2 separate regions of the Homo sapiens genome follow, and region 1 is linked to region 2. A link is an interaction called in ENCODE POLR2A ChIA-PET data of the cell type or tissue named here. Cell type or tissue: GM12878. All regions are shown on one strand. Each heading gives the region's core, and the rest is flanking DNA. Links, peaks and the distances in the headings are about the cores only. Region 1 overlaps SPMIP2 (sperm microtubule inner protein 2). Region 2 overlaps FNIP2 (folliculin interacting protein 2).

What was found. Peaks named below come from ENCODE experiments on the same cell type or tissue, not always from the same donor. Only the 100,000 strongest peaks of a DNase experiment are listed, where the experiment ranks them.
Region 1: POLR2A ChIA-PET joins it to region 2 with 7 read pairs; 3 of 35 experiments call an interaction of 5 or more read pairs at or near these places.

What each region holds. Positions count from the first base shown.
Region 1 is chr4:159,015,462-159,019,855 of GRCh38, reverse strand. All of the region lies in intron 1 of SPMIP2 (sperm microtubule inner protein 2), which reads left to right. Among named protein-coding and RNA genes, the nearest start is that of SPMIP2, 18 kb to the left of the region's middle. RefSeq lists enhancers at 1,740-1,809, 1,990-2,309. In GM12878, for the core only: a CTCF peak has its summit at 3,102; DNase peaks (open chromatin) are centred at 1,605 and 3,135; H3K27ac peaks cover 684 bases.
Region 2 is chr4:158,863,553-158,867,946 of GRCh38, reverse strand. All of the region lies in intron 12 of FNIP2 (folliculin interacting protein 2), which reads right to left. Among named protein-coding and RNA genes, the nearest start is that of FNIP2, 97 kb to the right of the region's middle. In GM12878, for the core only: no CTCF peak of the experiment used is centred there; a DNase peak (open chromatin) is centred at 2,006; H3K27ac peaks cover 197 bases.

The DNA of each region.
Region 1 (4,394 bases), core at 91-4,090, 150 kb before region 2:
CTCTCTCCAGTCAGCAAACCCAGCAGGCCAGATGGCTGGCATCCCTCTCATTGTACATTTCCTTTGCCTTTTCTTCTGATTTTAGTTTCTCCTGTTGTCCAGGTCAGCAAAACCTTGTTCCTGCCACAGCCACACTCTGGCCTAAGTTGACCAATTGTCCCAGTGTATTCACGATGAAGGGATTCCCAGGACACTGAACTTTCAGTGCTAAAACTGGGTTGAGCTGGTTTCCTGAATTCTAACCCTTACTTGCTGCCCTGGCCAGGCAGCCTCTCCAGTGCCATGACATCCACTTCCACGTGCAAAGAGAATTCAGATAAGCACCAAACAGAAGGGGAGGCACTCATGATGTCAGGGTACTGGGCAAAGTTCCCGCATCTATAAGCCATTACTGACTTCCTTCCTTGCAATCAGAGAAAGACGAAAAGATGCAGGCCATTCCACAGATATCACCAAGTAGATACCCACCTCTACTCCGAGGAAATCTTGTGCAATTATGAGAGGTGACATTCACTGGTGTATTTATCCAGCTATGGTTTGCTTTTTTTTTTTTTTTTTTGAGACGGAGTCTCAAAAAGAGCTCTGAGCTCTTGCTTGTTCTCCAGCATCTGAATCACTTTCCTGCACTGGTGTTGGAGGACTATCCACTTGGGTATATCACAGGCAGAAACTTTCTTGTGAAGCGGTCTATTTGGGCAACTCCAGCTGGGGAACCAGGACTTCTAGAACACTCTTTTTGGCTCCAGCTTTAAAGGATAGGGAGATAGGACATGCAGGACCTCCTTTTGCCCAGGCTGGAGTCCAGTGGCGCGATCTCGGCTCACCGCAAGCTCCGCCTCCTGGGTTCACGCCATTCTCCTGCCTCAGCCTCCTGAGTAGCTGGGACTACAGGCGCCCGCCACCATGCCCAGCTAATTTTTTGTATTTTTAGTACAGATGGGGTTTCACCATATTAGCCAGGATGGTCACGATCTCCTGACCTCGTGATCCGCCTGCCACAGCCTCCCAAAGTGCTGGGATTACAGGCGTGAGCCACTGTGCCCAGCCTAATTTGCTATTCTTCTTGACTAAAGATGACTTTTATCAAAACCACCTGTTGACTTCATTATAAACCCAAGGAGAAGACTGTGAATTTATCCCAAATTGATTGCAGTAATTCAGAGATGACCTCAAATTTTGCCAGGGGGACAAGACCAGCATTCTGAACCATCATACTTGCCTAGGGACAAAAAAATTAATACAATCTCCTTTCACTTTTTATAGTTTGGACATTTTTTTGCCTTGTTCAGTGATAAGCTGTCCAGGTATTTGTCCAGTTTTATATCATTAATCAGTACATATTGCCTATCACTAGAGTCAAAGAAATTATGTAAAGTGCAAACTAGAAAACAACATAGTGCCTTAGCTGGACTGAGCTTGCCACAGCCTGTGGCAGGTTCGTACTGTGTCAGCTGAGCCCATTGGACTACATGTCCTAGATTCCCTTCCCTACATAGTTTTGGGTTTGTCTGGGCCACAAGAGACATTTTGTGGGAAATTTGGAAAGCAGAAGTGAAGCAGCAGACGTATCATTTCAATACAACAGCAGTCCCCAGGGGCTGCTGCAGCCACGTGGGCTGTTACTGATATGCTGCCTCTGTTGCAGTGAGGCAGCTGCCACGTCCAAAGTGAACTCCAGCTCCTTCCCTGCCTCCTCCTTCAGTGTCACTGGCTTCTGGGCCAGGTGATGTTTAGCCCCATGTTGAAAGGCACCAGTTTCAGTGCAAACCACCCACTTCATCAGTGTTGGAGGCTTGTGGGTGATAAGAGACCTCCTTGGGTTCCACTAATCCTCATGGGTTCCAGCTTGGCGGACAAGTTTAAAGCCCGCTGACTGTGTCTGGAGCATCCCAATCCACTCCTGAAGCAGCCACAGTAGTCCTAGATTTGTGTGATGCATTCTTATTCTAGCCCACATCTCGCTTTGTGTTGCCTCCCTGTATATCTTATAAGCTGCCCCAAGACTTCCTCTTTACCATTCTCAAACCCACATTGGCTTGACTCCTTGGCTCTGAGCTCTTGCTTGTTCTCCAGCATCTGAATCACTTTCCTGCACTGGTGTTGGTGGCCTATCCACTTAGGTATATCACAGGCAGAAACTATCTTGTGAAGCGGCCTATTTGGGCAACTCCAGCTGGGGAACCAGGACTTCTGGAACTCTCTTTTTGGCTCCAGCTTTAAATGATAGGGAGATAGGACATGCAGGACACACCAAAACAGCCCAATACAGAGTACACTAAAAAGATCGTGTTAGGTGGGGTGGGAGGAATCACTTGAGCCCAGGAGTTCAAGGCTGTAGTGAGCTATGATTGCACCACTGCACTCTAGCTTGGGCAATGAAGTGAGACTCTGTCTCTTAAAAAAAAAATTGTTGGAGGAAGGAGTAAATGAATGAACTGATTTGCAGGGGCTTGAGAAGTTTGCAGTCTAAGGTCTGTGTGTGTGTGTGTGTGTGTGTGTATGTGTTTGTGTTTGTGTTTTGTCTTACTGTTCATAGGCACTAACTTACAAGTTTGATTGACTGTTCCATCCAGGGAGTCATTCGGGATAACTGTTTATCCTTAACCTGGGCCAATAATAATCTCAGCACAAAAAGGCAGTGCAGAAGGAACCTATCATTGTACACTGTTTTTGCTCACTTTTTCTTTGCCTGGAATAGGGTATGTTGACGGAAAGGGAAGGAGTCCTTTTTCCTTTCCCATCTAACATTTCTCTACTACTACTTTCTCAATGATTTATACTATTTGTTCACTAATAAAGGGCTGCTGAGGGCAACATCTAGAAGCAGATTTCAGAGAAACAGCTCCCACCTGCTCCCTCCAATCCATACTCTAATCACCCGGGCCCCTCCCGTCTCATCGCTCCCCACAGAGCTTTCCAGGGTGGTAGTTACTTATGTTCACTGTCCTTTGGAAGAGACAGAGATTTGCTTTCTAGCAGAAATGGAAAAGTAAAAGTGTTACAGATGCATTGTGGGAAGCAACGGGAGGGAATCACACAACTGAAACGGAATGCATTTATCCCCCTTCTCCAGTGGCCCAGCTGCGGCTCACCTAGTGTCTCCCTGTGGGGGGCAGGCTGCTGTCAAAAAAGCGAAATTGAAAGCCCAGTTAGACTCCCACTTTAGCCTTTTTTAGCTGGCAAGCACGCTTGAAGCAGCTAGGCTGCAACCACAAGGGGTTACCAAAGAAAAGGTTGAAAAATAAAATAGAAAAGATGGCCATCTAGAAAGCCTCCCTAAGAGAGAAGGAAAAATAAATAAATAACCAACTTAATCCCCTTTTATTTTTGTTAACTAGAAAATTGGGAGCTAGAAAATGATCTGTAATTTTTAAATTGCTGGATTTTCCCCAGTAATAATTAACATGAAAAAGTAACACCTGATGGAGCAAAAGTAGTGTTATGTTTTCATTTGTGAACAGTAGTATAATAAGTGGGCTAAAGGGAGTTCAGCTAATTGGCTCATGGTTATAGCTTTAATTTCTTCATCTATTGTCAGGAGAAATCAGCTTTTGAAGTGCGTGGAAAACTATGAAGTTTTTAATATGGATCAATAGGATGTCATAATGGTCTGATTAATAGAGATTGGCAGTGATTTTGGAAATCTGCTTTACATTTCATGTCTCTTACACAGAGAACAGGAAAATTTAACAGATTCCCATCCCCGTGTTTCACAAGTATTTGATTGTATACTGGTATTTTTTAAAATTACGAATTCTAACTTTTAAAACTTGTGTGTTGACGTCATCAGTCTGTCGTAAGTCCTGCTCAGGACCACATTTTCCATGACTACTACAGACTGACCACACCCTTCTCTGAATTTCTTTTTCAGTGAAAGGCGGCATCACCCAGCTTTGCTGTAGTTATTCAGTGCATAAGACTCTTTTCTTAGCTACATTATAAGCTTTCTGAGGACTGGGCCAAGCTTTCTCTCCTTCTGCCACCTCCTGATCCATCAACACAATATCACACATATACTAAGCACTTACTATAAATTTTAAACAGCTATAATCATTACTCATTCTAATTGCACAAAATTCTAGGTTTTTAATCTTTTGTCAGCATTTGAATATATATTATTCATATTTATACTTTATCTTAGCCAAAAGGCCGAGAAGTGATATTATTCATATTTATATACAAATTACAAAGCATTGTAAAAGCTAAATTTCTTTGTTCCAACTCTCTTTTTTCTAATAGAATAGACTGTTTCTCTTGCCTTGATCTAGTAAATCTTGAAACTTTTATATGACATGTGCAAAGGCATTAGGACAGATGCTCAGAAAGTTGCACCAGCATTTCTTGTTTTTGCTTTTCAAAAGGGAGGAAGTTATATTGAATTAAATTTTATTTCT
Region 2 (4,394 bases), core at 301-4,300:
TTAGTTTTGCCACTGTAAGTGAGTCAGTCTGGACACAGGCTGTGGCCCACCACCCCTGGTGTGTGGGAGTCGTGCTGCTGTGCCCACAGCCCCTCCCATTGCCTGCTGGGTCTTCCCTGCAGCTCAGTGGGTCAGCCAATGAGATGGCCCAAAGAAGGCTAAAGCCAGAGCTCTGAATATGTGACCAGATCTAATACTATATCTTGGAAACTAGAATAATAAGAATTTGTTGGAAGAATCCCAGGACATTGGGCCTTGGGATAAAATCCAAATTTAGGAATTTCTCAACAGAAGTGCAGTGAATTAATTCAAAATACTTAATGAGGTGGTCTACACAGAATTATCTTAATACGCATACACACACCAAGTAGAATCAGCTTGATTAACAAGAAGAAAATCACTTAGTCATGAATGAGTCTGAAGGTTTTATTTCATTTCGCTTGAAAATTCAACTGGGCCAGGCGCAGTGGCTTATGCCTGTAATATCAGCACTTTGGGAGGCTGAGGCAGGCAATCACCTTAGGTCAAGAGTTTGAGAGCAGCCTGGCCAACATGGCAAAACCCCGTCTCTACCCAAAATACAAAAATTAGGCGAGCGTGCTGGTGTGCACCTGTAGTCCCAGCTACTTGAGAGGTCAAGGCAGGAGAATTGCTTGAACCTGGAAGCCAGAGGTTGCAGTGAGCTGAGATGGCACCACTGCACTCCAGCCTGGGCAACAGCATGAGACTCTGTCTCAGAAAAAAACAGAAAAGAAAATTCAACTGGAAAAAAGTATGTCCCATTAGTTATATATCCTGACAAGTTGATTAAAAACTGACTAATGTACTGTGAGCTCTACAGTCAGCTTAAGGAGGAGACAATAAGGGCAAATGTGTCATCCAACCACCCAGCAATAAGCTTTTCATCAAAAGTACTTCAGTGCCTAACTATTAAAACTACTGCATTTGATAATTTGATTATTACATTTTATAATAAGTTACACATTTGATAAGAAGATGGACAATTATAATAAAGAACCTATGTTTACTAACTGGACAGGCACTGTGTTAAGACCCTAAAGATGTATCTCAGCTGGGTGCGGTGGCTCATGCCTGTAATCCCAGCCCTTTGGGAGGCTGAGGCAGGTGGATGACCTGAGGTCAGGAGTTTGAGACCAGCCTGGCCAACATGCTGAAACCCTGTCTCTGCCAAAAATACAAAAAATTAGCCAGGTGTGGTGGCAGACACCTGTAATCCCAGCTACTAGGAAGGCTGAGGCAGGAGAATAACTTGAACCCGGGAGGCAGACATTGCAGAGAGCCAAGGTGTCGCCACCGCACTCCAGCCTGGGCTACAAGAGCAAAACTCCATCTCATAAAAAAAGATGTGTCTCATTGTATCTTTGTATAATCAAACTGGAGTTAGAAACCCATTAAAGAATAATCAGAGGGCTGGGCACGGTGGCTCACACCTGTAATTCCAGCACTTTGGGAGGCCGAGGTGGGCGGATCACTTGAGGTCAGGAGTTCGAGACCAGCCTGGCCAACAGGGTGAAACCCCGTCTCTACCCAAAATACAAAAATTAGCCAGGCGTGGTGGCAGACACCTGTAACCTAGCTACTCGGGAGGCTGAGGCAGGAGAATCGCTTGAGCCCGGGAGGCAGAGGTTGCAGTGAGCCGAGATCACGCCACCGCACTCCAGCCTGGGTGACAGAGCAAGACTCTGTCTCAAAAAAAAAAAAAAAGAATAACCAGAATATTGGAACAAATCAAAAGCTGAAAAGATACTAAATAAAGGAGAACTGATACATGGTAATCAGTACAAATCAGAATGTAGGAAGTTAGAAACCCTCTGAGGAATGCATCTAGAGAGGAGGGAAAGCAGTTATAAGGGCATATACTAGATAAAACTAATTAAAATAGATGAGTATGGGAAAAAAGTTATGAGAACCATCGGAAAGTACCTCCCCCTGGGACCCATTAAGAAATACCTCCTTCTGCGAGTATTCCCTTGTGTACGGTTCCTAAGAACATTCAAATGGCAAGACATAAATAATAATAAACAATCCTCTCTATAAAATGACTAGATTATAGGCTGATAGAGCTTTAACTGAGAGGCGTTTGCAAGTGACTGAGAAATCAGCCTAGAATTCAAGAGAGTAACTCAGAATTGTAGGCTGAAGCTAGGACTTTTGTTTGAGAAAACCTTTCTAAGAGCTCATTACTGTTAACACTTTGATTACATCTGCCTATTGCCGCAGGATATCAACAGTCATTTCAGGAATTCATGAAATATTTTTTGTTAAATCAGTTTCAATATTAATAAAGAAGAAGCATTACTTATCCAAAATCTGGTATAACAAACTACAGGGGAAAGACCACTTAGAATATTATTTTTTAGCAATGCATTTGAGTATTGTATATTTTAATAACTAAGGAACAAATGGAAATGGTAAAACAAGGAAGGTTATTAAAAATACAATTTATAATCATTTAAACTATATAAAATAATGAGTGCAATGTGAGTGGAACCAGTGCTATTACATTATAGCCAAACTTCATAAAATAAAGCATTTTTAAAACAGTAGACCCATAATATTAAATATTTACTGGAAGTTCAATTTTTTTTTGAGTCTTGGATAATTGAAGCTAATTTTTAGAATAGATTTGTTTTCATGAATATAATTTTTTAAAATGTAGAAATTGCACAACAATGTGAATGTACTTAACATGACTGAACTGTACACTTAGAAATGGTTAAGATAATAAATGTTGTTATATGCTTTTTACCTCAATTAAAAATAAAAATTTAAAAGAGAGGCAAATGGGGAAAAAGCAGAAGAAAAAGTGAAGGAGTCAAGCGTGCTTCCAAGTGAAATAGGCCAAAGACAGAGTGCATGGAAGCAGGAAAGGTGCTGGACAAAGTAGGAGAAGAGGTCACAGGAAAGGAGGACACAGAAAGGAATGGTGGCAAATGGGGACACAGAGTGGAGACTCAGGGAGGGAGAGACGGAGAGAGCAGAGGAACAGACAGAAGAAACTTAGGAAGAAAGAGGGAAGAATAGAGAGAAGGGAAAGCAGAAAGAAAAAAGATGGGATGTTAGAGAGGTGCAAAATGATAGAGAACTGGGGTGAAGCCAAAAGAGGATGGAGAAGGAGAGGAGATAACAGCCAGGAGGGTAAAACATGTAGAGAAAAAGAAAACAAAGAGGGAGGAAGAGGGAGAAGAAAGGAAAGAACTGTTGAGGGGAACAATAGTGAAAAGTTGGAAACTAGAAAGAGGAGAGGAAAGAATGAGGTGGAGAAGCTGAGAGAATTTAGAAGCCCTGTAAAGGAAGCATGGTGAAAGAAAGGGGGTTAGAGAGGTAGGGGACTATATAGACAGAAACAAAAATAAACCAGGAGAAGCTGAGAGAGAACAAAAATAAGGAGACGAGAAGAGAGTTTAGTATCTTAAAGGCACACTTATTCCTGATCACATTCTAATAACGTCTATGTTGTAGAATTCCCCTTTCAACAGTGTCTCCTTATACCCTACACAGTTTAACTTATTGCATCTTTATTATCATTATTTCAAATGTTTTCTAATTTCTTTTGTGCAATTTGTTTGGCTTGTGGGTTATTTAAATGTGGTTGTCAGCTGGGTATGGTGGCTGACACCTGTAATCCCAGCATTTTGGGAGGCAGAGGCAGTTGGATCGCTTGAGCCCAGTTCAAGACCAGCGACCAGCCTGCAAAACATGGCAAAACTCTGCCTTTACAAAAATTAGCTGGGCATGGTGACGCACATCTGTAGTCCCAGCCACCAGGGAGGCTGAGGTGGAAGGATCACTTGAGCCTGGGTGGTTGGGGCTGTGGTGAACCTTGATTGTACCACTGAACTCCAGCCTGGGTGACAGAGCGAGACTCTGTCTCAAAAACAACAACAACAACAAAAATACATGGTTTGATTTCTGAGAAAGTGAGAACTAAAAAAAAATTGATTTGTAGTCTAATTCCACTGTGTTTTGAAAAATACAATGTAAACTTCTGAGAAAAAAATTTCACACATTTTAACTTATATTAAATCAGTGGTCCAAATCTCTTTTGGGTAGAAAAGCTCCTTTTCATTTCTACAAACCCTTAAGATCATTAGGTCAAAAAGAGACCTATATGGAACTACTTCAGTCAGTGGTGTAGACAGTGGCATTTAAACTTTGTATACCTATGCCAAGAAAGAAATACATTTTATACTGCAACCTCAATGCATCTTTTGGAACAGACATTTTACAAAATATACATGTAAATCACTGATATTTTCTATTCTATTATACCAATTAAATGCTTTTTAATTAAACCCACTAAATTGCTTCTGCAGCCCACTAATGGGTGGCGATCACATTGTACACAGGGAAGTGGCTGGGCAGAAGCAAGG